Linked DNA regions of Homo sapiens: region 2 is linked to region 1. Evidence: chromatin loops called from intact Hi-C (ENCODE). Cell type or tissue: heart right ventricle. All regions are shown on one strand. Each heading gives the region's core, and the rest is flanking DNA. Links, peaks and the distances in the headings are about the cores only.

Region 1 (16,008 bases), core at 4,916-12,915:
TGCCTGGACTTCTTGTTGTTTTTTGTTTTTTTGTTTTGTTTTGTTTTTTGAGACAAGGTCTCACTCTGTCACTCAGGCTGAAGTGCAGTGGCGTGGTCACGGCTCAATGCAGCCTTGACCTCCTGGGCTCAAGCAGTCCTCCCACATCAGCCTCCTGAGTAGCTGGGACTACAGGCACTGGCCAACACATCTGGCTAACTTTTGTATTTTCTGTAGAGATGGGGTTTCACCATGTTGCCCAAGGTTGTCTCAAATCACTGGGCTCAAGTAGTGCTCTCACCTCGGCTTCCTAAAGTGTTGGTTTTACAGGTGTGAGCCCCTGCCTCTTTTTTTTAAATTGAAACTTTCTGTTGAACTCACACATTTGGGTTCTTTAAATGTGTGTTTTTATGAGTAAATTTAATGGGAATGAAAGCATAATTGATCTTTTTTTTTTTTTTGTATTTGAGGAATGCTTTATTTCCAGGCAATAAAATGCTATTTCTCATCTCTGTCTCTCTTAGATTACAGCAAGATGGAAATACCAAATCCCCCTACCTCCAAATGTATCACTTACTGGAAAAGAAAAGTGAAATCTGAATACATGCGACTTCGACAACTTAAACGGCTTCAGGCAAATATGGGTGCAAAGGTAAAAAATAATTCCCAAGTGAAAGTTTATATATTTCAATATACTGACCCAGTGTAAAGGGGTTGGAATTTTTTTTTTTTTTTGAGACAGAGTCTCACTCTGTCACCCAGGTTGGAGTGCAGTGGCGTAATCTCAGCTTACTGCAAGCTCCACCTCGCAGGTTCACGCCATTCTCCTGCCTCAGCCTCCCGATTAGCTGGGACTACAGGCGCCTGCCACCACGCCCGGCTAATTTTCTTGTATTTTTAGTAGAGATGGGGTTTCACCATGTTAGCCAGGATGGTCTCGATCTCCTGACCTCGTGATCCGCCCGCCTCAGCCTCCCAAAGTGCTGGGATTACAGGTGTGAGCCACCGCGCCTGGCCCAGGGGTTGGAATTTCTTTTTAACTTTTGTTTTGAAATCGTAACAGGGCCAGGTGCGGTGGCTCACACCTGTAATCCCAGCACTTTGGGAGGCTAAGGCAGGTGGATCACCTGAGGTCAGGAGTTCGAGACCAGCCTGTCCTACCTGGTGAAACCTCGTCTCTACTAAAAATACAAAAATTAGCCGGGCGTGGTGTCATATGCCTGTAATCCCGGCTACTTGGGAGGCTGAGGCAGGAGAATTGCTTGAACCCAGGAGATAGAGGTTGCAGTGAGCCGAGATGGCACCACTGCACTCCAGCCTGGGTGACAGAGCAAGACTCCATCTCAAAAAAAAAAAAAAAGGCCAGGCACGGTGGCTCATGCCTGTAATTCCAGCACTTTGGGAGGCTGAGGCAGGCAGATCACTTGAGGCCAGGAGTTTCAAACCAGCCTGGCCAACATAGTGAAACCCTGTCTCTACCAAAAATACAAAAATTAGCCAGGTGTGGTGGTCTGTGCCTGTAATCCCAGCTACTTGGGAGGCCGAGGTAGGAGAATCGCTTGAACCCGGGAGGCGGAGGTTGTGGTGAGCTGAGATCGCGCTACTACACTCCAGCCTGGGTGACAACAGAGCAAGACTCCATCTCAAAAAAATAAATTATTAATTAATTAATAAAATAACAATATATCTTAATCTTTTCCATGGCTTTGCTAGGCTTTGTATGTGGCAAATTTTGCAAAGGTTCAAGAAAAAACCCAGATCCTCAATGAAGAATGGAAGAAGCTTCGTGTCCAACCTGTTCAGTCAATGAAGCCTGTGAGTGGACACCCTTTTCTCAAAAAGGTACTTTTGGGAGTTTAAGCTCAGTCTTCCTCTCTTCCTTGGGCTTAAAGCTTTTTCCTATATTTGTGACTTTTTAGAAAGTGAATAAGTAAGACAAGGTATGGTGGCTCACACAAGTATTCCCAGCTATTTGGGAGGCTGAGGTGGGAAAATCGCTTGAGGTGAGGAGTTTGAGACCAGCCTGGGCAACATAGACTGTGTCTCTAAAAAATTTTTTAAAAAAGTAGCCAGACATGGTGGTGTAGTCCTAGCTACTTGTGAGGCTGAGGTGGAAGGATTTCTTGAGCCCAGAAGTTCAAGGCTGAAATAAACTATGATTTCACCACAACACTCCAGTCTGGGTTGACAGACAAGACCTTATGTCCAAAAAAGAAAAAGGAAAGAAAGGAAATAAATAAATAAGGTTAAGGTTAATAGATACAGCTATTTTAGTCAACTTTGAATAATTAAGATAGTAAATCTGCAGCTTCAAGAATAATTACGGGGGCTGGACGCAGTGGCTCACACCTGTAATCTCAGCACTTCGGGAGGCTGAGGCAGATGGATCACTTGAGGCCAGGAGTTTGAGACCAGCCTGGCCAACATAGCGAAACACTGTCTCTACTAAAAATACAAAAGTTAGCTGCGTGTGATGGTGCACACCTATAATCCCAGCTACTTGGGAGGCTGAGGCCTGAGAACCTCTTGAACCTAGGAGGCAGAAGTTGCAGTGAGCCAAGATCACACCACTGCACTCCAGCCTGGGTGAAAGAGTGAGACTGTGTCTCAAAAAAAATAATAAATAATAAATAAATAAAAGAATTTTCTAGTTAAGAAACTTTGGCTGGACGCGGTGGCTCACACCTGTAATCCCAGCACTTTGGGAGGCCGAGGTGGGTGGATCACCTGAGGTCAAGAGTTTGAGACCAGGCTGGCCAACATGGTGAAACCCCATCTCTACTAATAGTACAAAAAAATTAGCCAGGCATGGTGGCACACTTCTGTAATCCCAGCTACTAGGGAGGCTGAGGCAGGAGAATTGCTTGAACCCGGGAGGTGGAGGTTGCAGTGATCTGAGATGGCACCATTGTACTTCAGCCTGGGCAACAAGAGCAAAACACCATCTCCAAAAAAAAAGAAACTTTATGAAAATAAATTATCATTATTATTATTTAGAGACAAGATCTCACTATGTCACCCAGACTGGAGTGCAGTGTCATGATCATAGCTTACTGTAACCTCCAACACCTGGGAAATAGATAATATTTTTAAAATATAAAAAGTAAATATTATCTAGGCATGGTAGTGTATGCCTATAATCCCAGCTACTCGGGAGGCTGAGGTGGGAGAATCACTTGAACCCAAGAGTTCAAGGCTGCAGTGAGCTATGATCTCCAGCCTGGGCGACAGCGAGACTCCGTCTCAAAAAAAAAAAAAAAAAAGAGACTGTCTCTTAAAAAAAAAAAAAAAAAGCAGAAGCTGGGTGCAGTGGCTCATGCCTGTAATCCCAGCACTTTTAGAGGCTGTGACAGGTGGATCACCTGAGGTCAGGAGTTCAAGACCAGCCTGGCCAACATGGTGAAACCCTGTCTCTACTAAAAATACAAAAATTGGCCGAGCGTGGTGGCGTGCACCTATAATCCCAGCTACTCAGGAGGCTGAGGCAGGAGAATTGCTTGAACCTGGGAGGCGGAGGTTGCAATGAGCCAAGATCGTGCAACTGCACTCCAGCCTGGGCGACAGAGTGAGACCCTGTCTCAAAACAAAAAACGAAAAGCAGATAGTGTATTGAGAGCAAATATCTTTCCTGAAGCAGAATGTTACTATAATTTCTATACCACTTTGCTTCTCCATGTACTATCCCTATCACCTATGCAGCTAAGTTGATGTCCACTGTCTTAAAGTTTAGGTCTTCAGAAAACTTCCTCATCTTTTAGGACTTTCAGAGGCTCTTTACTGTTGTGTATAACCCAGGTAGACCAACAGTTTGAGCTGAGGTAAACATCAGCTGAGTATGGGAAGTACTGTGCTGAACTCTATAGAGGACACAAAGGTGAATAAGAGTCCCTTCTTTTGGCTGGGCATAGTGGCTCACACATGTAATCCCAGCACTTTGGGAGGCTAAGGCAGGATGATTGCTTGAGTCCAGGAGTTGGAGACCAGCGTGGGCAATATAGCGAGACCCTGTCTCTACAAAAAAAAAAAAGAAAAATTAGCTGTTTAACTGGATGTAGTAGCACATGCCTGTAATCCCAGCTTCTCGGGAGGCTGAGGTTGGAGGATGGCTTTAGCCTGGGAGGCAGAGGCTGCAGTGAGCTGTGATTGCACAACTGCACTCAGCCTGGGCAACAGAGTGAGATCCTGTCTCAAAAAAAAAAAAAGAGTTTCTACTTTCCACAAGTTTGCAGTCTAGGGATTCCTTTTAGGAGATGATGTTACAAAACTCTGAATTTATTAAGTTGTTTTTAAAATTTTGTTTTTGTTTTTTTTGAGACGGAGTATCGCTATGTCGCCAGGCTGGAGTGCAGTGGCGTGATCTTGGCTCACTGCAACCTCCACCTCCCAGGTTCAAGCAATTCTCCTGCCTCAGCCTCCCGAGTAGCTGGGACTACAGGCATGTGCCACCACGCCCAGCTAATTTTTGTATTTTTAGTAGGGACTGGGTTTCACCATGTTGGCCAGGATAGTCTTGATCTCCTGACTTCATGATCCACCCGCCTCGGTCTCCCAAAGTGCTGGGATTACAGGCGTGAGCCACCATGCCTGGTCAAATTTTTTATAATTTTAAATGCCATCTGAATTTTAAAAATTTAATTTATTAGCTTGTAAGAACTAGAGGCTACTAAGATCATTTTTTTTCTCTTTTTTTTCTTTTTTTTCTTGAGACAGAGTCTCGCTCTGTCACCCAGGCTGGAGTGCAGTGGCTCACTCAACCTCTGCCTCCCAGGTTCAAGTGATTCTCATACCTCAGTCTCCCAAGTAGCTGGGATTACATGTGTGTACCACCATGCTCAGCTAATTTTTGTATTATGTTTTTGTAGAGATGGGGTTTCACCATGTTGGCCTGGCTGGTCTCCAACTGACTTCAAGTGATCTGCCTGTCTTGGCCTCCCAAAGTGCTGGGATTACTGGCATGAGCCACTATGCCCAGCCAATTTTGGAAGGAAATTACATTTCTTTCTTGGGTTATATGCCCGTCTTTCCCTCTCCATGTCATTGCTTATATTTCAGTGTACCATAGAGAGCATTTTCCCGGGATTTGCAAGCCAACATATGTTAATGAGGTCACTGAACACAGTTGCATTGGTTCCCATCATGTATTCCTGGTCCCCTCTCCAACAGAACTTTATGGTATGTATTGAAAGCACTGTGGTGGTTATTTAAACTGTATGATTGTGTTATGTTGATATGCCAGAGCTCCTCTTAGGGTAAAGATTGTCCAGTAATTAACACAGCTAGGACATGCAGGGCAGAACAAGGTTGTAATTTACTTACTCTAAACAATATATATTGCAAGTTGTTCTAACTTGTCAGATTTTATGCTCTCTGATGTGTGCTTTGGAATTGATGCTGGTTCTTTTTTAAATGAATAATATTGGGCAAGATTTCAATTTTCTCTTAGTACCTTGGCCCAATATTATGTACAGTTAAATGCAGTCTAAATCAGACTCTTGAGGCTTGAGCAGGTTGTCTGCTCCCTGTTGATGGAGTAATCCTTTCTGAATTCTCTAAATGCAAGATGCTACAAAAACAACTGAGACAACAGACGTGCACACAGTCCTTTCATCTGGGCCTTTGTGCTGACTCCTACTAGGATTATTTGTGGTTTTGATAATCATTCCTCTCTAAATACTGCCATTGCTTATCATCTGCCTGGTGACAGATAGCCGTACTACTGGTTGGAATGAGGTCGAGGTTTATAGAAGGGAATCATCTCTTAGAATAAAACTTCAGAATAATTTTACTTGCTACTTGGGGATTTTAGAATGACTATATTCTCTGCTGAGCACCCCACTCCCCCAAAATTATTTACTATTGTTTATTGCCAGAAAATATCCATAGCCTAGGCTGCAGTTGACTTTAGGTTCCCATTGAGTGTGACTGGCATGAGTTGTAATCATAATTTTTTTTTATTATTGGAGAATCTTAGTCCATCTTATAGAATACCCATGTCTTATGATTGCCCAGTTTATTTTGTAGTTAAATTACAGATCATAATCTTAGAAGCCTTCATTTTTATTTATCCATCTGTCTCTCTACTTATGAAACTTTTTTTTTTTTTGAGACGGAGTCTCACTGTGTCGCCAGGCTGGAGTACAGTGGCGCGATCTCAGCTTACTGCAACCTCTGCCTCCCAGGTTCAAGCGATTCTCCTCCCTCAGCCTCCCTAGTAGCTGGGACTACAGGCATGCGCCACCACGCCCAGCTAATTTTTTGTATTTTAGTAGAGATGGGGTTTCACCATGTTGGCCAGGATGGTCTCGATCTCCTGACCTCATGATCCGCCTGCCTCGGCCTCCCAAAGTGCTGGGATTGCAGGCGTGAGCCACCACACTTGGCCCCATTTGAGGTTTTTTTGGCCAAACAAAATGGCCAGTGTTTAAAATGCAGGAAACTCTGGGACAAAGGCATTTTCAGGAGACTCAAGCAACAAACAAAGCTCAGCAAAGATTCCACTAAATAGGAAAGAGCAGATGCATGATGGCTTCATGGAATAAATCACATCTGGTTTGGTTTCAGGTAGAAGATGAGACGGTTTTGTGCAATATTCCCTACATGGGAGATGAAGTGAAAGAAGAAGATGAGACTTTTATTGAGGAGCTGATCAATAACTATGATGGGAAAGTCCATGGTGAAGAAGGTAGTGGTACTGAACTCCTTGGAGAAAATTTTGTTAGAATCAGGCCTCTTCTTTGGTACCTCATCATCTTGCCATCTTGCTTTTATCTTCTGCCCCATGGGGTACACACTGCAGAATATTTCAATGTCATCACATGGCTGGGAGTTAATTTTTTTTTTTTTTTTTTTTTGAGACGGAGTTTTGCCTTAGTTGCCCAGGCTGGAGTGCAGTGGTGTAATCTAGGCTCACTGCAATCTCTGCCTCCTGGGTTCAAGTGATTCTTCTGCCTCAGCCTCCCAAGTAGCTGGGACTACAGGTGTCTGCCACCATGCCCAGCTAATTCTTGTATTTTTAGTAGAGATGGGGTTTCACCATGTTGGTCAGGCTGGTCTCGAATTCCTGACCTCAGGTGATCCACCTATCTCGGCCTCCTAAAGTGCTGGGATTATAGGCGTGAGCCACCATGCCTAGCCCAATTTTTTTTTTTATTTTTTTTTTAGAGACAGGGACTCACTCAGTCACCCAGGCTGGAATGCAGTGGCATGATCATAGCTTATTGTAGCCTCAGCCTCCTGGGCTTAAGTGATTTTCCTGCTTTAGCCTCCTGGGGGGCTGGGACTACAGGTGCACTCCACCACACCTGGCTTTTTTTTTTTTTTTTTTTTTTGAGACAGAGTCTCGCTGTGTCACCCAGGCTGGAGCGCAGTGGCACAATCTCGGCTCACTGTAAGCTCCGCCTCCCGGGTTCATGCCATTCTCCTGCCTCAGCCTCCCGAGGTAGCTGGGACTACAGGCGCCTACCACACCCGGCTACTTTTTTGTATTTTTAGTAGGGATGGGGTTTCACCGTGTGAGCCAGGATGGTCTCGATCTCCTGACCTTGTGATCCTCCCACCTCAGCCTCCCAAAGTGCTGGGATTACAGGCGTGAGCCACCGTGCCCGGCCCTGGCTTATTTTTAAAATTTTTTGTAGAGATGGAGTCTCACCACGTTGCCCAGGCTGGTCTTAAACTCCTGGCCTCAAGCAATCCTCCCACGTTGGCCTCCCAAAGCTCTGGGATTACAAGAGTGAGCCAACATGCCTGGCCCAAAATACCCTAGTTATTTCTTTTTTTCTTTCTTTCTTTTTTTTTTTTATTACCCTAGTTATTTCTGATTCAAGCAGCAGAAACAGAAATAAAAATTATTTAAAGTATCCTAGTTAAATTTTAAAAGGAGTTGGGACATAAAAGGATTATGTAGTAATCAGTGGCTGGAGAGAAAGTTTATTGTACAAATAAGTTTAATCTTAGGGCTTAGGAGTTTTCCATAAGGACATCCAAGACCATTTTGTTCTTTATTTCTCTTTCTCTGAGAATGGCAATGAGGCTCTCTGTCATACTTCTTTGATCCAGGCATCCCCTGAATCTCCCAGAAGTTGGTTTTAATAATCTGAATTTCCTAAAAGCCAATTGTTTGGATTTAGTCATAATTCTAGAAAAGTCTGTCCGTGTGTAAGAAATGGAAAGAGGAGAGGCTCTCCATCACTTCATAAACCAACAGCCCCACCTGCTCTTTTGACAATTGTGGGCACTGTTGTGATGCTGTTGAACTACATTATTTGTCCACAGTGCCTCCTAGTGTTCAAAGACCTCCTAAATTGTAGTACATCTCCATAAAGTACAATTTTAGGAAAAATTGCTGTCTTTTGATTTAGAGACGTCATTACTGACCCATCAGCAGCAAAGCCAAGAGAATTTTCATTTTATTATTTTTCTCTGCCCTACTTGGAGATTGTTTGAACACTTTCATGAGATTTTGAACCAGAAATTCAGAGTTGACTTGTGACTGAGGAAGTGAAGTTCTTCAGTAAGAATAAAGCCTATGGCTGGGCACGGTGGGTCACACCTGTAATCCCAGCATTTTGGTAGGCCGAGGCGGGCGGATCACCTGAGGTCTGGAGTTCACGACCAGCCTGACATGGAGAAACCCAGTCTCTACTAAAATACAAAATTAGCCAGGGTGGTGGCACATGCGTAATCTCAGCTACTCGGGAGGCTGAGGCAGGAGAATCACTTGAACCTGGGAGGTGGAGGTTGCGGTGAGCCAAGATCGCGCCATTGCACTCCAGCCTGGGCAATAAGGCGAAACTCCGTCTAAAAAAAATAATAAAAATAAATAAAGCCTATAGCTGTATTCCTACTCTAGCCAGCTGCCCACTGCATGTGTAGGAGCCAATCAAATGATTGTAATTTCCTGATCTCCCATGTAAAAATGTACACATGTGACATATCTGGGCCTCTGGAGTGAGTACAAGAAAACCTGCCTAGGAGGACTAATGGAATGTGAAGTGACCACTGCTCATCTTTCGAATCCTCATGTTTCAGAGATGATCCCTGGATCCGTTCTGATTAGTGATGCTGTTTTTCTGGAGTTGGTCGATGCCCTGAATCAGTACTCAGATGAGGAGGAGGAAGGGCACAATGACACCTCAGATGGAAAGCAGGATGACAGCAAAGAAGATCTGCCAGTAACAAGAAAGAGAAAGCGACATGCTATTGAAGGTACGTAGCACTGGCTCCCTTATTCCTTTTTTAAAGTGACAGGGATAGGGAAGAAGGAAGAACTGGAAAGATTTGTTGCCTATTAAAGGCTGTTGGTGCTTCTTGTTGGTTCACTTAAAAGGAGAACATGATCATTAAGTGATAGCTTCAGATAGCTGTGACTTGGGTGAAGAAGAAAGTAGAAGAACTGATAGAATAATCATTGCTATTCATTTCTAATTATATGTCTCATGTGAAATTGGGATCATGCCAATTTATATATATGTATATATCAAATTTTATATCCCTTTTTATTTAATCTTATGAGTACTTTTCCATGTCACTAATGTTTAATTTAAAATTTAATAGTTTAATTATACTATATGTCCAGGGACATAGTGTATTCTCTTTTATTGTATCATAATTATAGTATCAGTGTAGTTCTTCAGCATCCACTTCATGATAGGATTCTTCTATGTTCAGGCCTCTCTATGAACACTCTTTTCACCTCCAAATTCTTATTTTTATTTTTAAAATCTATTATTTATTATTTTTTTGAGACACAGTCTTGCTCTGTTACCCAAGGTGGAGTGCAGTGGCACAATCTCGGCTCACTGCAACCTCCACCTCCCTGGTTCAAGTGATTCTTGTGTGTCAGCCTTCTAAGTAGCTGGGACTATAGGCATGCACCACCATGCCCAGCTAAGTTTTGTATTTTTAGTAGAGTTGGGGTTTTACCATGTTGGCCAGGCTGGTCTCAAACTCCTGGCCTCAAGTGATCCGCTCCCCTCGGCCTCTCAAAGTACTGACTGGGATTACAGGCGTGAGCCACCTCACATCCAGATTCTAATTGGGACTGTGGATTTTGTTGTTAATATGTAGACTACTCTAACTTCCTTATTTACTGGTAGCATATATCAGATAAGTCCAGATAGCACTGATGTTTATATATCTCCAAACAATCAGTGGTTAGGTTAACAAAGCAGCTGTAATCAAAATGCTATGACAAAAGGAAAAAAGATCACACAGATTTGTTTACGTGTTCTGATAATCGCACTCAGGAGCTTTTTATCATTTCCAATTCAGGCAACAAAAAGAGTTCCAAGAAACAGTTCCCAAATGACATGATCTTCAGTGCAATTGCCTCAATGTTCCCTGAGAATGGTGTCCCAGATGACATGAAGGAGAGGTAGGGAAAGCTGTCCCACTTAGGCCATATACAGAGTGCTCGGACAAAACCTTTATTCCCTCCTAATTTTTGGTTAGTAAAAAGCTTTGTTTATGGTAAGGGCATTATGATTTGCCCGCAATTTGATTATTTCTTGCTTACTCAATTACCTCTAAATGCCCCCCTTACTATATTAAGGGTCATCGTATACTGGCTTTTGAGTGAGTCTGGGCAGAGAACATTTACTCTGCCATTTTTCTGGAGAGTTAACTCCAGCACCATCTTAACAAATCCTTCCCTCCCCTTACTTTCCAACATTTGCCCAACCCAGCATAATTACAATGGTGGACCCACTCTAGTTATCTACCATTCTCTTATCAACCAGACCTATAAAAAACACCCATCCTCCCTTGGCAGACCGTAGGTGAGCTACTGTCAGTACCCAATCTGTATTTCCTCAGTGGAGGCAGTTCCTCGGAGGAACTCTTATCTCTCTTTTCTTAAATAGGTATCGAGAACTAACAGAGATGTCAGACCCCAATGCACTTCCCCCTCAGTGCACACCCAACATCGATGGCCCCAATGCCAAGTCTGTGCAGCGGGAGCAATCTCTGCACTCCTTCCACACACTTTTTTGCCGGCGCTGCTTTAAATACGACTGCTTCCTTCACCGTGAGTGGGGCTACTCTGTTTGAAATGCTCTCCTCTCTTCCATCCCCAGCCACCATTTCCTTCTCTTTGTTCTGGTTTCTCGTATAGAGTTCCTGGCTTCTGTTCTAACGTTTTACAAAGGGCCAGTTCTATTTTCCCTTGCTCAATTATAGTGCAACATGCTTTGCATGATAGGGACAGACTAACTAGCAACTTATCTGTCCCTCAGTACCTCTTAGCTTTGAAAGCATTGTGTTGATGTCAGAAATGACTGAATTTTGTGCACCCTGATGGTAGCCGTTTATATCGAATTCTAACTCCTACAATAGCTCTCTAATTCACTTTTGTTTCTCCCCATCTTGTCAAGTGGATAGACCACTGGCAACAAGACAGTTTTTGTTTTCCAGCTTTTCATGCCACCCCTAATGTATATAAACGCAAGAATAAAGAAATCAAGATTGAACCAGAACCATGTGGCACAGACTGCTTCCTTTTGCTGGTATGTTCTTAAGCTGTTCTGGCATTATTAACTTCATTCTGGGAACACAAGCCACGTGAGCCAGTACACAGCACTCTGGGGGTCATATAGCACAAATAAAACATGGCTTTTGCTCTTAAGGAGCTCCCCAGTTACTGTGGGACCGCTCTTAAGGAACTCCCCAGACATGGTAGCACTATAAAGTTAGTCTGATGGAGTGCAGATTCGAAGATCATTAAAGGCTTGCCTGCTCTAAATATCATCTGCTTAGATTTCAGAGCCTAAAACTGTATTGTTAGAATTGGAGCAAAGTGTATGCTGGGGGGGTGGGTACACACTCTAGTTTCTTTGCTATCTTGTTATAAATGCATATAACTATGAGACGAATAGCACGTGATGATGCTGATGTCTTGTTGTGATCAACCAGATGGACCGTTCCCTGATGGACAGACCTTAAGAAGCAGCATAAATGGTCTGGCATACCTGTGGGGAAGCCATATATTGAGAGCTAGAAGGAAATAGATCAACTGGACTTGCCAAAGACACAGTTGGGCTTTTTACACAATAGGATGAGCCTAGGCGATGAATAAAATACCTTGATAAAATTTCTGCCACCTATTAAAATTATATTATACAACCAGCCAAGTGCTTTTGGAACCATCTTTAGTGGGATAATAGATGGAAAGATGGTAGAGAATGCTGTTGGGCACACATGTGGAAAATGGGCCGTACTGTAAAAGCAAAAGAATAGACGTTATTGGGTTTATTTTTTCCTAATGTGTATTGACTCCTTCCTATGTGCCAAGTATCATAGTAGACCCTTAACATACCTTGTCTTATTTTCATCCTATAACAGTGTCATGAGGTAGAGGAAACTGGATTACAAAAGTTATATATTTTGCCTAAAGTTTGTTGATAAGTCAGCGGTATGGCAGCGATGAAATTCAAGTCAGGGTCTAACTCCACAGATCATGCTTTTAAAATTACTCCATGTTTTTCAGCCAGGCGTCGTAGTGCACACCTATAATCCCAGCACTTTGGGAGGCTGAGGGAGGTGGATCACCTGAGGTCAGGAGTTTGAGACCAGCCTGGTCAACATGGAAAAACCCTGTCTCTACTGAAAATACAAAATTAACCAGGTGTGGTGGCGCACGCCTGTAATCCCAGCTACTCAGGAGGCTGAGACAGGAGAATTGCTTGAACCCAGGAGGTGGAGGCTGCAGTGAGCCGAGATCACGCCACTGTACTCCAGCCTGGGTGAGATAGTGAGACTCCATCTCAAAAAAAAAATAATAATAAAATGAAATTACTTCATCCTTAAAAAAATATATATGCCATGTTATGTCAACATACCAGCATTTATATAAGTCAAAAGGTCATTGCCCTTCTCACAGGAGTCACCTTGATACCCTGTACATGTATTACGAAGATGCTGCCAATGCCTGAAATGTATGCATGTTTAACTTACAGAGATAATGTATGCACAATTTTTCTTTTATTGCGTTTTAGGTTTGAGTGCATATTAAATATAATGCTGGACTATTTTCCCCCAACTGTTTACTAAGAACATTTTCAATCATGCAGAGTTGAAAGATACCTTCTTCCTGGATTTGATAACATTTTTTTCTGTATCTCCTTTCTCCATAAATTTGCGTATGTATATCTTTTGCTGAACCATTTGACAATAAGTTGCAGACATTGTGATGCTCATTTGGTAAATGTTTCAGCATAAAGACATTCTCTTACATAACCACATTATTACACCTAGGACAATTAATAAAAATTGTATAGTATCCTCTATTACCCATTCTATTAATATATTCAATTTTTTTTTCAGCTGTACCAAGAATAGGTATTTTTGTGTTGTGTTTTGTTTTGTTTTGTTTCCAAACCAGGATCATCCAGTCAGACATCATATTTGGTTATTATGTCTTTTTTTTTTTTTTTTTGAGACAGAGTTTCACTCTTGTTGCCCAGGCTGGAGTGCAATGGTGCAATCTCAGCTCACCACAATCTCCACCTCCCGGGTTCAAACGATTCTCCTGCCTCAGCCTCCCAAGTAGCTGGGATTACAGGCATGCGCCACCACGCCCAGCTAATTTTTGTGTTTTTAGTAGAGACAGGGTTTCTCTGTGTTGGTCAGGCTGGTCTTGAACTCCCAACCTCAGGTGATCAGACTGCCTGGCCTCCCAAAGTACTGGGATTACAGGTGTAATAAGGCGCCCGGCCTTGTTATGTCTTTTTACTCGTTTTTAATCTCAAATAATTCTATCACTTTTAAAATCTTTTTAAAAGTTCCAGGCTGGTTGTCTTGTAGGATGACCCACATCCTGGATTCATCTGTTGTTTTTTCACAGTGTCATTTCTGTGTTCTTCTGTCTCCTCTTTCTTATAACCTAGAAATTAGGTCTGGAAACTTGATTTTATTTATGTTAAAATGTTTGGCCATTATATTAAAATGGTGGCTCACGCCTGTAATCCCAGCAATTTGGGGGGCTGAAGCATGTGGATAGCTTGAGCCTAGGAGTTCGAGACCAGCCTGGGCAACATGGCAAAACCCCATGTCTATAAAAAATACAAAAATTAGCTGGACTGGACTTGGGAGGCTGAGGTGGGAGGATCAGTTGAGCCTAGAAGGTCAAGGCTGCAGTGAGCTGAGATCATGCTACTGTACTCACCTGGGTGACAGGGCAAGACCTCGTCTCAAAAAAATATATATATATATAAATACATATAATCTATTATATATTATATTATATATAAATACATATAATCTATAATATATATTATATATAAATACATATAATCTATGATATATATTATATATAAATACATATAATCTATAATATATAATATATAAATACATATAATCTATTATATATAATATATAAATACATATAATCTATAATATATAAATACATGTAATATATAGTATATAAATACATATATAATATATAAATTATATTTACATAAATTATATATATTTTATATTTATATAAATTATATATAAATATATTTATATAAATTTCATATATTTATATATTATATAAATATATATTTTATATTTATATAAATTATATAATTATATAATATATTTCCATATTATATATTATATATATAATATATAAAAATTATATGTAAATATATATAAATGTTTAAAATAGTATAATTGATACTGTATACTTCATACACAGCATAGGCACATAATATCAGGTTCAGTTAATTTTGAAACTTCTCTTTTGGAATTTCCTTTAGGCCTTACTGTATATTATTCCAAATTCCAGATACCCTTAATGATAGTTAACCTTTATTTTTTTTTCATTTTTATTACTCAAAAAAACTTCATTTTTAAATTGAGCTTTCTGACTCTGCTTGTGCCTTCAACACTTTCACAACAATTTTCTGCTGCTTGCTAAGGAAAGCACACTTGCTCCTGCACCAATACATTCAGCACACACGGATCCACCATAGGCCCTGCTGACATGCTTTTTTGTTTTGGACAATCTCATAGGAACTTTAGGTCTCATAGCACAAACCCCCCGAAGTCTGCTGGGCACACGCCACATGCAGATTTCAGTGCTTTCCCAACCCTCTTGGTATAAAGGTAATCAATTCTATTACCAGGGGCTCAGGACAGCCTAGTTTTGTTAAAAGCTATATTGTAGGAAAGCCTACATGTATGTCAAATGCTGGACCATTCTGAGTGCCTCTAGACAATGTCACTGGAAGATAAACCTTTATTTTGTAGAAATAGATTTAGTTTTCAGAAACAGCTAGGAAGTCTTTGAAAACCAAGTCTGATGAGAAAATATTGATGATCTAGGTGAGTGATAATTATTTCATTTTTTAAAAAAGGGGGTGATAGCTGTAAAATAATGAAACAATATTCTTCTGAGTTTCATACACAGATTTGGGAGGAAGTTTCAAAATTAAGTAGTAAGATTGTACAGATTAAGCATTACACATTTTATTAAGGAAACAGAGAAAGTGTGGTAGACTGGAAAGAATAGTGGCCTAGGGAGACAAGGAGCCCTGATTCCTATACCCCTCTGGAACTATTAGCTGCATACTCTCAAGCTAGTTTCTTCCCCTCTCTGAATCTCATTTCTTCATCCATAGGAGAATGTGTTCTCAAATTCCAAACAAGTAACACGCAAGTTAATTTTAGATACAACTCACTGGAAAATTGAAGACACAGATGCATAGATTATATCTTTTTTAAGATTATAGGACATTAGCTGGGCATGGTGACATGTGCGTGTGGTCCTAGCTACTTGGGAGGCTGAGGCAAGGGAATCACTTGAGCCCAGGAATTCGAGGCTGCAGTGAGCAGGCCTCTGCACTCCATCCTGGGCAAGAGAGAGAGACCCTGTCTCAAAAAAACAAACAAACAAAAAAACATTATAGGACAACTCTTTTGTGAAAAAGTACGTAAGTTTTGTTAAGCAGCTCTCATTGTTATATGATCATACTTATTATATGGTACAGAGAAAAAGAAAAGACACTATTATTGTAGACAGATGTTGTAAAGATGAAAGTTTGTGATGAT
Region 2 (13,012 bases), core at 3,803-11,802, 210 kb before region 1:
GGCCAGAAGACAAGACTTAAGGCCTGCAGCTCACTGAGGACTTCAACATTCATCATCACGTAAAGCAGCTGTTATGTTGCAATGTCTTTATCGGCAGTCTTCGGTCAGTTTCACTCTTTCCTATATCCTATATATTCCTCTTTCTTGAATTGTTCTCTTATTTTGCTGGAGTTCATCCAACAAATCGAATCAAATCAAATATTGTTTGTTTGCTGTTTGTCTACCAGTATCTCTGTTTTGTTTGTGTTGAGAATCTTGTCAATGTTTATAGCCCAGGCGACTGCTGATGCCAACAGAAGCCAGTCTTTGCAGCCCAGCTTTGCTCATATGTTGCCCTCATTGGGCCTCAGTGATCCACCCACCTCAGCCTCCCAAAGTGTTGGGATTACAGGCATGAGCCACTGCGCCTGGCCAGCAATCTATGATTTTGAAATGAATTTGAGAATTAATGAAGCAGGAGCAGTACACTTCCTACACCAACAAAGGCAAGCTGCCTGCAGTTAGGTAAGGCAAGGTTGGCAGGAGCAGTGGGACGGACAGATACTCTGATTTTATGTATAATCTTTTTTTTTCTTTTTTTTTTTTTTGAGACTGGGTGCAGTGGTGCGATCTTGGCTCACTGCAACCTCTGCCTTCCAGGTTCAAGTGATTCTTCTGCCTCAGCCTCCCAAGTAGCTGGGATTATAGGCGCCCACCATCACTCCTGGCTAATTTTTGTATTTCTAGTAGAGATGGGGTTTCACCATGTTGGCCAGGCTGGTCTTGAACTCCTGACCTCAGGTGATCCACCCACCCTGGCCTCCCAAACTGCTGGGATTACAGCCATTAGCCACTGTGCCAGACCTGTATAATCATTTTGAATGTAAAGAGTTGATTGTTGCTAACCACAATCATTTGTCCATGATGTGCTTCATTGTTTCTTTTTCCTTTGACTATCTTTTATAGGATAGTTTTATAGGATATTTTCAGGCAATATATTCAAATTATTTACCAATTGCTGTGGCATGAGCATTGACCAATTTCAACAAATATATATCGAGTGCCTACCATGTGCCAGCGGATACATTAGTGAACAAAACAACAATTCCCTTCCTAGTAGAGCTTATGTTCTAGTGATGCAGGCACTCAGAATAAACAGTACACATAACAAGTGATACATTATGTTGGTTTTTTTTTGAGACGGAGGCTCCCTCTATCACCCAGGCTGGATTACAGTGGTGTGATCCTGGCTCACTGCAACCCCCGCCTCCCAGGTTCAAGTGATTCTTGTGCCTCAGCCACCTGAGTAGCTGGGATTACAGGTGTGCATCACCACCCAGCTAATTTCCATATTTTTAGTAGAGCACAGGGGTTTCCCCATGTTGGCCACACTGTCTGGAACTCCTGGCCTCAGGTAATCTGCCCACCTCGGCTTCCCAAAGTGCTGGGATTACAGGCGTGAGCCACTTTGCCCCGCCATTATACATTGTGTTAAAAAGTGATAAGCACTAAGGGGGACATAAAAGGAAAAGTAGAAGGGAAGGGAAGGAGAATTGGGAATCCAGGAAGTAGGAGTGTGGAGAGGAAGGTAGTAGGGTGGGTTGAAATTTTAAATAGGGTGGTCCTGGAAGATCTCATTAAGAAACAGAAACAGGCTGGGGTCAGTGGCTCATGCCTGTAATCCTAGCACTTTGGGAGGCTGAGGCTGATCGCTTGAGCCCAGGAGTTTGAGACCAGCCTGGGCAACATGGCAAAACCTCATCTCTAAAAAAAAAAATACAAAAAAAATTAGCCAGGTGTGGTGGTGTGCACCTACAGTCCCAGGTACTCTGGAGGCTAAGATGGGAGGATCACTTAAGCCTAGCCTGCTGTGAACTGTGATTGCACCACTGCACTCCGGCCTGAGCGACAGTGAGACCCCCAAAAAACGGTGAAACTCAAAAAAAAAAAAAAGCCAGGTGCTGTGGCTCATGCCTGTAATCTCAGCACTTTTGGGAGGCCAAGGTGGGAGGATCATCTGAGGTCAGGAGTTCAAGACCAGCCTGGCCAACATGGTGAAACCCCGTCTCTATTAAAAATACAAAAAAATTAGCCGGGCATGGTGGTGGGCACCTGTAAACCCAGTTACTCGGGAGGCTGAGGCAGGAGAATCGCTTGAAGCTGGGAGGCGGAGGTTGCAGTGAACCAAGATTGTGCCATTACACTGCAGCCTGGGCAACAAGAGCTAAACTCCTTTGAAAGAAAGAGAAAGAAAGAGAGAAAGAAGAAAGAGAAAGAAGGAAGGAAGGAAGGAAGGAAAGGAGGGAGGGAGGGGAGGGAAAGACGATGGGAAGAGGAGGGGAGGGGAGGGGAGGGGAGTGGATGGGAGGGGAGGGAACTGAGAAATAAGCAGAGACTTGCCAGAGATGAGGGCATCAGGCAAACAGGTATCTGGGGGTAGAACACTGGAGGGGTGGGCAGGGCCAAGGCCCTATGGCTGGAGTGTGCTTGGCCTTCACCAGGGACCGCAGGGGCTGGAGGGGCTGAGTGGGGGCTGCAGGGAACAGTGGGAGGAGATGAAGTTAGAGAGAAAGGGGTCTTGTGGGCCCCTGTAAGGTTACAACTCTTACTGTGAGTGAGATCCCACCCCATGAAAGGTTTTAAGCACAAGGCCAGTGTCTGACGTTCTTTTCTTTCTTTCTTTCTTTCTTTTTTTTTTTTTTGAGATGGAGTTTTGCTCTTATTGCCCAGGCTGGAGTGCAGTGGTGCAATCTCGGCTCACCACAACCTCCACCTCCTGGGTTCAAGCGATTCTCATGCCTCAGCCTCCCGAGTAGCTGGGATTACAGGCATGCACCACCACGCCCAGCTAATTTTGTATTTTTAGTAGAGATGGGGTTTCTCCATGTTGCTCAGGCTGGTCTCGAACTCCCGACCTCAGGTGATCCACCTGCCTCAGCCTCCCAAAGTGCTGGGATTACAGGCGTGAGCCACCGCACCAGGCCCTCATTTTCAAGTAATCAGCACAGCTGCTGTGTTGAGAGACTGTAGGGGGAGGCAAAGGAGGGAGTAGAGGAGGCGGCATCTGTTTGGAGGCTGGCACTGTAATCCTGGTGAGAGGAGATGGAGACTCGGATCTGGGGGAGGAGTGGGTTTTGGACATACTTGATGATTGAAGGGAGGAGCGAGGGAAAGAGAGGAGTGAAGGATGCTCTGCTGGGGCTGGAACAAGGTTCTGGGGGTGCCTTGCTGGGCCCTTCATTGCTGTGGCCGTGTTGGGGGAATGGGGAGGTGCTGTAAGCAGACAGGAAGGGTCTCCAAGGATTATAGGGGTTTAGTCAACTTGAGCAATCAGCCAGTTCTACAGCCTCCCGCCCTGCAGCCTGTTTTCCCTAAACCCTGTGTGGAATGTGGTCCCCTTGTTTGTTGGAACCAGCTCCTGACAGACCCCAACTCATAGAGGAACCAGAGTGAACTTTCCTCATGACTGTGCTAGAGTCTGCACCCCAGCAGGAGCAACGGCTTCATTACCATCACGTGTAACCTATGGGCTGGCATGATGCCTCACTGCATCTGGACAATTGGGACCCCTCCTCTACTAGCGATGATGCACCCTCTCCCATTTCTATCACCCTGGAAAACCTTTCTGTTACTTTCCCTCGGGGAGACACTGCTTTGGAGAACACGCCCAGTGTCCTCCTTACTTGTGCCGAGTAAAACTCCTACTGATCAAAACCTGCGTTCTCCGAACAGGCGTGGTGGCTCATGCCTGTAATCCTAATACTTTGGGAAGCTGAAGCGGGTGGATCACCTGAGGTCAGGAGTTCAAGACCAGCCTGGGCAACATGGCAAAACCCCATCTGTACTAAAAATACAAAATTAGCCAGGTGTGATGGCACATGCCTGTAATCCCAGCTACTCGGGAGGCTGAGGCAGGAGAATCGCTTGAACCCAGGAGGTGGAGGTTGCAGTGAGCCGAGATCACGCCACTGCACCCCAGCTTGGGCAACAGAGTGAGACTCTGTCTCAAACCCCCCCACCCCCAAAACAAACAAAAAAAACTAACAAAAAACCCTGTGTTCTCATGGCAAGTCGTTTGTTACTTGCCAGGCGAACCAACCTCATTTTTTTCTTTCTGGTAACAGTGGCGGCAGCAGGGGCACTTGAGGAGCTCAGGCAGCCCATGTGTGTGTTCTGGTGCTTCAGGACTGAGTGCAGCTCTGGATGTTGTGATTATAGCTCAGCCTTTGCTTACTCATTTCTCTTAGAGGATGAGCCTAAAAGTAGGCTTGAATCTTAAACCTTTTTTTTAAATTAAAAAATTGGTTTTTTGATTGTTTAGTTAGGCAGCAGAGGAGTCTTCTTGTTTTTATGGGACGGTTGATTAAGTTTAACCACCCAGAAAGAAATGTTTCTCATTAAGAAACATTAGGCTGGTCCGATGGTAGTGGGTCATCAGAACTTATTAACATTAGTGTCACTAAAGTTGGTATACAACCCCCCATTGCTAAATTTCACTGGATTAAGAAAAAAAGAAACATTAGTTAAGAATAAAACAAAACACAGTTACCTGCCAGGTTTTTTTTTTTTTTTGCAATTGAGTCTTGCTCTCTCACCCAGGCTGGAGTGCAGTGGCAACGATCTCAGCTCACTGTAACCTCCAACTCCCGGGTTCAAGAGATTCTCCTGACTCAGCCTCTCGAGTAGCTGGGACTACAGGCGCCCGCCACCACACCTGGTTAATTTTTTTGTATTTTTAGTAGAGATGGGGTTTCACTGTTTTAGCCAGGATGTTCTCAATCGCCTGACCTTGTGATCCATCCACCTTGGCCTCCCAAAGTGCTGGGATTACAGGCGTGAGCCACTGCGCCCGGCCAAAAATGTTTTTTTAAAAAGAAAAGAAATTAGTGAAAGCATGAACTTTGGAGTCCACAGTTTTCACCCTGCCATTTTGATTGTGTGTTTTAACTCAGGTGACAAGGTGACATTTTCTCATAAATACATTTAAATCAGCATTCTACCAACACTGATGACTTTTCATTAAAACTCTATAAATTGCAGATTAATACACAAAACCACAAAGCAGAATAGTACAACTGACTCTTTTTTTTTTTTTTTTTTTGAGACAGAGTCTTCTTGTCTTGTGGCCCAGGCTGGAGTGCAGTAGTGCAATCAGAACTTATTGTAAACTCTAACTTCTGGGCTCAAAGGATTCTTCTGCCTCAGCCTCTCAAGTAGCTGGGATTATAGGTGCAAGCCACCACACCAGGCAATTGACTTTTAATATTTCTCACGTTTCTTTTTAACCTTTAGAGAAATCTCTGATGTATCTGATGAAATTTTTGTCTGCAGTTCAGTAGCTCTTTCAGTTTCATATTGATTTTTGATACTCTCTTCAAGAGGCATTGATGGATCTAGAAAAAAAAAGGTTTTTCATATTCTCAGTATTCTTTTTTTTTTTTTTTTTTTTGAGATGGAGTTTCACTCTTGTTGCCCAGGCTGGAGTGCAATGGTGCGATCTCGGCTCACTGCAATCTCTGCCTCCCAGGTTCAAGTGATTCTTCTGTCTCAGTCCCCGAGTAACTGGGATTACAGGCATGTGCCACCATGCCCAGCTAATTTTTGTATTTTTAGTAGAGACGGGGTTTCATCACATTGGTCGGTCTGGTCTTGAACTCCTGACCTCAGGTGATCAGCCCACCTTGGCCTCCCAAAGTGCTGGGATTACAGGCGTGAGCCACCACGCCCGGCCTACTTCTTTTTTCAAAATGTTAGCTTCAGTTATTTGTTTCTTTTGTAATTTCGTATTTTTGTGTTTTTTTGTAGAGATAGAGTCTCCCTATATTGCCCAGGCAGGTCTTGAACTCCTGGGCTCAAGTGATCCTCCTGCCTCAGCCTCCCAAAGTGCTGGGATTACACATGCGAGCCACTGTGCCTTGGCCCTCAGTTATTTCTGGATGATGAGATTGGAGTGATTTTTAGTTTCATCTTTATACTTTTCAGTAGTTTCCAACATTTCTGAATGAAATGATCTTCTTTGTAATTCATTTGTGTGATACTTTTCTAATGACAAAAAGCAAGATAAAGAGCCAGGTATGGTGACGTGCACCTACGTAATCCTAGCTGCTCAGGAGGCTGTGGCAGGAGGATCACTCAAGCCCAGGAGTTCGAGAGCAACCTGAGCATCATAACAAGACTCTGTCTCAACAAAAAAAATTAAGTTAAAATACTCTGTCAGAGCAATAAAGACCTTAAACTTCCCAAATGTCAACTCAGTAAAACAACAACAAAGTTCCCTGAGACTCTCTCAGTTATGATTTTACTCCCGAAGCAGTCACTGTCTTGGAAGGATGACTGGCTCTCAGGAGGCTGCCTCAAACGATGCATGTGAAATTCATGTAGGCTTCCAGTGTGTGTGTATGTGTGTTTTGGGGTTGTGTTTCCTGCTGTTTATAACAGGAGGATAGTCTGGTCAACCAGAACAAGGAGACCAAGCCAACAGACATCACCATCAGCAAAGGGACGGTATAATGGCGGTTGGCAAGGCAAATGAGGGCTAGTAAAGGAAATGCAATTATAGTGAGGGTGAAGATTAAATCTCTATGCAGGAATATTGCAGATAAAATAAATGAAAACAATTATATCTTTTTTTTCTTTTATAGAGAGGGGGTTGCGGTATGTTACCCAGGCTGGTCCTGAACTCTGGGTCTCAAGCAATTCTCCCGTCTTGCCTTCTAGTGTTGGGATTGCAGGCATGAGCCACCGGGCCTGGCCTGAAAATATTTTATATTGAATAAAAAATTACAACATAGAGTTCAATTGGAAACATTATTGTGAACCCATAAGCTTTAAGAGAAATATAATTTCCTGGCTCTGACCCTAAAATACAGTTCATTAACAGCATTTCTTTTTCTTTTTCTTTTTTCTTTTTTTGAAATGGAGTCTCGCTCTGTTGCCAGGCTGGACTGTAGTGGCTCAATCTTGGCTCACTGAACCTCTGCCTCCCAGGTTCAAGTGATTCTCCTCCCTCAGCCTCCTGAGTAGCTGGGATTATAGGCATCTGCCTAATTTTTGTATTTTTAGTAGAGATGGGGTTTCACCATAATGGCCAAGCTGGTCTTGAGCTCCTGACCTCATGATCCACCTGCCTCAGCCTCCCAAAGTACTGGGATTACAGGCGTGAGCCACCATGCCCTGGCCACAGCATTTCTTTTCCTTCTTCTTTTTTTTTTTTTCCTTTTTGAGATGAAGTCTCTCTCTGTTGCCCAGGCTGGAGTGCAGTGGCATGATCTCAGCTCACTGCAACCTCCGCCTCCTGGGTTCAAGCAATTCTCCTGGCTCAGCCTCCTGAGTAGCTGGGATTACAGGCACACACCACCACGCCCAGCTAATTTTTTGTATTTTTAGTAGATATGGGGTTTCCCCATGTTGGCCAGGCTGGTCTCGAACTCCTGACCTCAGGTGATCCTCCTGCCTCAGCCTTCCAAAGTGTTGGGATTACAGGCTAGGCCACTGCACCTAGCCCATTAACAGCATTTCTTCTGCTAACCTCCCACTCTCGTGCACCCATCAAAAGGAAATGAGACTTCTTAGTGGGTGGCTGATTCTGTGTCTTGGAACAAGGAAAATTTGGAATGGGCCTAGAACACAAGGATTTTAGGCCAGCAATGGTAGAAGGATAAGGAAGCCACTGTCCAAATTGCAACAATTTGACATCAAAAAAGGAACATAGTAATTATGTTTATTTATAATTGACAATTATGATTAAAATAAGTTCAGTGTGTGAAAGACCTCAAAATAAAAAAAAGTTGATATATGATTTTCTGATATATGACATATGATTTTTCTCTGCTTTTATGATATTTGAAGCATCATAAAGGGGACGCGGAGCTGGAGTGTCACAGGGGCTGAGGCAATGTAATTGGTTAAGCCACCAGTAGGGTGTGTGATCACCAACAAAAAGAAAAAGTCCTACACTGAAAGCCCATGGGGTTGAAGCAGGATTTGGTTCACGCTAGAACTTCTGAGAGTCAGTGTGTATCTTGATAAACAGCAACAGAGCTTAGTCATGAGTTCCCTGTAACTGGCTGCTCAGAGAGTTTGCTCCCCACCTCCTGGGGAGAACTTACCTGGGAAGAGGCCAATGTTTCTATCTAAGCCTGTCCCGTCCTCTGAGTTTCCAACCTTCTAATTTCACGTTGGGAGTGCCTCCGAACATGTTTTTGCTGAGTCATTTGTGGAGCTCTAGAATTGTTGAACCTATCATTTGTTTTCCAAGTTAGGGGCAAACAGTAATATATTGCTCATTTATTATTCAACCAAGATATCTGGAGTCCTCCTCATGTGTTAGGCCAGGGCTAGGCACAGGGTTTAAGTGCAAGAGTGAGCAAAGCAGGCATGGAGCTGCACTCATGGGGCCTAGTCTAGTGGGGAAGACGGACATGATCCAAATAATCACAAAGTGACGTTTGGTAGAGAGCAAAGTAAAAGGGGTGCTTTGGCAGGCCCAGAAGAGGAACTTGATCATGACTCATGGTGGGTGGGCAGGGAGGCTTCCTTGAGAAAGTGATACCAATGTGGAGGACTGAATTATGTGAAGAGGCAGAAGAGTGTTCTAAGAAGGGGGGTGTGTAAAAGCCCAAGCTCGGAGGAGGGCTGGAGTGTGTTGCATTGGAGGAACCAAGATGACATTGGCTGTGCTTTGTGGAATGAGGTGAAGGAGACCAGGTGAGGTGCGGTAGACAAGGTCCAGCTGAGGTAAGCTTTCAGAGGCCATATAAAGATTTTTTTTTTTTTGGTAAGAGCATTATTGAGATATAATTCACACACCACAAAATTCACACATTTAAAATGCACAATTTGGTAGCCAGTTGAGGTAGCTCATGCCTGTAATCCCAGCACTTTGGGAAGCAGAGACAGGTGGATCACTTGAGGCCAGGAGTTCAAGACCAGCCTGGCCAACATACTGAAACCCCGTCTCTACTAAAAATACAATTAGTTGGGTATGGTGGCACATGCCTGTAATCCCAGCTACTTGGGAGGCTGAGGCAGGAGAATCACTTGAATCCAGGAGGTGGAGGTTGCAGTGAGCTGAGATTGCGCCACTGCACTCCAGTCTGGGGCAACAGAGAGAGACTCCATCTCAAAAAGAAAAAAAAAAGAAAAGAAAAGAAAAGAAATGCTGTGGCTGGGGTGCGGTGGCTCACACCTGTAATCCCAGCACTTTGGGAGGCCAAGGTGGGTGGATCACTTGAAGTCAGGAGTTTGAGACCAGCCTGGCCAACATTGTGAAACGCCATCTCTACTAAAAATATAAAAATTAGCCTGGTGTGGTGGTGGGTGCCTGTAATCCCAGCTACTCGGGAGGCTGAGGCAGGAGAATTGATTGAACCTGGGAGGCGGAAGTTGCAGTGACCTGAGATCACACCATTGCACTCCAGCCTGGGGGATGAGAGCAAAACTCTGTCTCAAAAAAATAAAATAAAATAAATAAATAATGTACAATTCAGCCGGGCATGGTGGCTCATGCCTATAATCCCAGCACTTTGGGAAGCCAAGGTGGGAGGATTGCTTGAGGCCAGGAGTTTGAGATCAGCCTGAGCAACACAGTGCAACTTCATCTCTATGAAAAATTAAAAAGTTACCCAGGCATTGTGGTATCTACCTGTATTCCCAACTACTCTGGAGGCTAAGTTGGGAGGATCTCTTGAGCCCAGGAGGTTGAGGCTGCAGTGAGCTATGACCATGCCACCGTGCTCCAGCCTGGGTAATAGAGTGAGACTCTCTCAAAAAAAAAAAAAAAAAAGAAAGAAATTAAAAAAAGAAAAAAATACAATTCATTGGTTTTTAGTATATTCACAGAGTTGTACATAACCACAGTCAATTTGAGAACATTTTCGTCACCCTAAAAAAAAAACCCTGCAGCCTTCAGCAGTCACTCTCCATTTCCCCCAAACATCTAGCCTTAGGCAACCACCAATCTACTTTCTGTCTCTATGGATTTGCCGATTCTGGACATTTCTATAAATGGAATTATATGGTATGTGATCTTTTGTGCCTTGCTTCTTTCACTTAGTATAATGTTTTCAAGGTTCATCCACACTCTAGCATGTATTCATACTTCATTCCTTCCATGGCCAAATAATATTGCACTCTATGGCTAGGCTATATTTTGTTTATTTATCATTAGTTGATGGACATTCAGGTTGTTTCTGCTTTTTAGCTATTATGAATAATCCTGCTCTGAATATTCATGTACAAGTTTTTTTCCTTTTTAAAATTTATGTATGTATTAATTTAAAAATGGAGAGATGGGTAGAAAATAAAAGATGAAGGAAAAAGATACAAAAAGAAGTGAGACCAGACAGGGTGGCTCACTCCTGTAATCTCAGTACTTTGGGAGGCCGAGGCGGGTGTATTACTTAAGGTCAGGAGTTCAAGACCAGCCTGACCAACATGGTGAAACCCAGTCTCTACTAAAAACATAAAAATTAGCCATATGTGGTGGTGTGTGCTTGTAATCCCAGCTACTCGGGAGGCTGAGGTAGAAGAATTGCTTGAACCTGGGAGGTGGAGGTTTCAGTGAGCTGAGATTAAGCCACTGCATTCTAGCCTGGGCAACAGAGCAAGACTCCGTCTTAAAAAAAAAAAAAAAAAGCAGAAATGAAAAAACACACAAAAAAGCAAAAAATAAAGACGGGGGTCTCACTACGTTGCTCAGGCTGGTCTTATATTCCTGGACTCAAGCAATCCTATCTCTTCGGCCTTCCAAAGTGCTGGAATTACAGGCATGAGCCACGGCGCCTGGCCAAGTTTTTCATAATAAAGATTTATATCCTAAGAACAGTGATAATCCATTAAAAAGTTTCAAGCAAGAGTGTGATATCAGATTTTGGGTTTAAAAAGATCACTCCATCAGTCTTCTGGTGAATGGATATGAAAAGGGCGAGAGTGAATGCAGGGAACATTTACGAAGCCCATTGCAGCTGGACTCGTTGGTTCACACCTGTAATCCCAGAACTTTGGGAGGCCGAGGCAGGTAGATCACCTGTGGTCAGAAGTTCTAGGCCAGCCTGGCCAACATGGTGAAACCCCGTCTCTACTAAACATATAAAAATTAGCTGGGCGTGGTGACATGGGCCTGTAATCCTAGCTACTTGGGAGGCTGAGGCAGGAGAATGACTTGAACCTGGGAGGCGGAGGTTGCAGTGAGCCAAGATCAGCCTGGGCAACAAGGTGAAACTCCGTCTCAAAAAAAAAAAAAGAAAAAAAGAAGGCCATTGCAGGCCATTGCCATTGATGGTGGTGACTTTTATCTGGGGTAGGCAGCAGTAGAAATGGCAAGAAATGGCAGATTTTAGAGATATTTAAGGGGTAAAAGTAAGAGGATTTGATGGATGGAGGATGGATGGGAAGGAGGAAGATAGCGTGTGGATGGATGGACTTACCATTCACTGAGATACAGAATTGTAGAGATGACCAGGTTTGGGGTAAAATATTAAGAACCTAAACTGGGTGTGGTGGCTCACACCTGTAATCCTAGCACTTTGAGAGGCTGAGGCAGGAGGATCATTTGAGTCTAGGTGTTCAAGACCAGCCTGGGCAACATAGAGAGCCCTTGTCTTTACAAAAAAAAAAAATTTTTTTTTGTTTGAAAAGGAGTTTCACTCTTGTTACCCAGGTTGGAGTGCAGTGGCGCAATCTCAGCTCACTGCAATCTCTGCCTCCCAGGTTCAAGTGATTCTCCTGCCTCAGCCTCCCAAGTAGCTGGGATTACAGGCATGCACCACCACATTTGGCTAATTTTTTGTACTTAGTAGAGACAGGGTTTCACCATGTTGGCCAGACGGATCTTGAACTCCTGACCTCAGGTGATCCATCTGCCTCGGCCTCCCAAAGTGCTGAGATTACAGGCGTGAGCCTCCGCGCTCGGCCTATACTAGCTATTTTAATTCCAGAAATGTCTGGAATATAGCAGATGCTTGATAAATACTTGTGAAATGAACGAATTGTTCCAGCTGAAAAATTATTAAATTAAAAGATGGACCCTGCTTACATAAGTGGTAATCATAAGGGATTTTATGAACAAATAATTTGAAACCTTTAGAGTTAAAAATTTCTTATTACAGTAATAAAGATGTTAACTTTAAGTTGACAGTAATCTAAGTGTTCTGTTAATTGAATGATCAACTTGTTGGCTGTCAGAGAAGGAAGGAAACGAGTAGATTGGCACTAAGACATTCAAAGCCCCAGCAGGAAGCTGAGGCTCAGCAGAGCCAAGGAGTCAAGGGTCTTCCGGAATGTTCCCCTGCAGGGATGGGCCACAGCTTGGGGGTATGGACGAGCGGCAGGCAGGGCAGGTGAGCCTCAGCGAGCAAGGAGGTCTTTGAACCCAGAGTGCAAGATATTGAAACAGAAAATAATTAATTTGCCTCAGTTTATTTTTAATTTTTTGTTTTTCTTAAACTGAGTGTTGTTTTTTTTTTTGAAACTGAGGTTCATTTATAAAAGAACACATGTTGTTGTAGCTATGTAAGAAAATGTCCTTGCTTTTGGGAGACACATGAAATTATTTAGAAGTGAAGGCCATGGTGACTGTAAATTTTGCTGAAACGAATGATCAAAAACGAAGAATATGTACACATATATAGCGAGAGATTGATAGAGCAATGTGGCAACATGTGAATACTGTAGTTGGTGATTTACATGAAGAATATACAGAAATTCATTGCTTTTTTTTTTTTTTTTTTTTTTTTTTTGAGACGGAGTCTCGCTCTGTCGCCCAGGCTGGAGTGCAGTGGCGCAATCTGGGCTCACGGCAAGCTCCGCCTCCCGGGTTCATGCCATTCTCCTGCCTCAGCCTCCTGAGCAGTTGGGACTACAGGCGCCCGCCACCATGCCCAGCTAATTTTTTGTATTTTTAGTAGAGACAGGGTTTCACCGTGTTAGCCAGGATGGTCTCGATCTCCTGACCTCGTGATCTGCCCGCCTCGGCCTCCCAAAGTGCTGGGATTACAGGCGTGAGCCACCGTGCGCAGCGCTTTTTTTTTTTTTT

Evidence for each region. A loop is a pair of places that touch in the nucleus more often than their neighbours do. Peaks named below come from ENCODE experiments on the same cell type or tissue, not always from the same donor. Only the 100,000 strongest peaks of a DNase experiment are listed, where the experiment ranks them.
Region 2: it touches region 1 in a loop (4-fold over the local background); 39 of 110 quality-filtered maps call a loop at or near these places.

Annotation. Positions count from the first base shown.
Region 1 is chr17:42,713,448-42,729,455 of GRCh38, reverse strand. EZH1 (enhancer of zeste 1 polycomb repressive complex 2 subunit) reads left to right here. Exons shown (of 21, transcript NM_001991.5): 3 at 504-631; 4 at 1,693-1,821; 5 at 5,032-5,151; 6 at 6,541-6,661; 7 at 9,007-9,183; 8 at 10,249-10,351; 9 at 10,839-11,002; 10 at 11,389-11,480. The coding sequence starts at 515. It also overlaps the pseudogene RPL34P30. Among named protein-coding and RNA genes, the nearest start is that of MIR6780A, 13 kb to the right of the region's middle. In heart right ventricle, for the core only: a CTCF peak has its summit at 8,254 (motif pointing left); no DNase peak of the experiment used is centred there.
Region 2 is chr17:42,924,320-42,937,331 of GRCh38, reverse strand. It overlaps the pseudogene RNY4P2. Among named protein-coding and RNA genes, the nearest start is that of G6PC1, 30 kb to the right of the region's middle. RefSeq lists enhancers at 8,268-8,417, 8,307-8,883. In heart right ventricle, for the core only: a CTCF peak has its summit at 7,893; DNase peaks (open chromatin) are centred at 7,921 and 8,461; H3K27ac peaks cover 804 bases.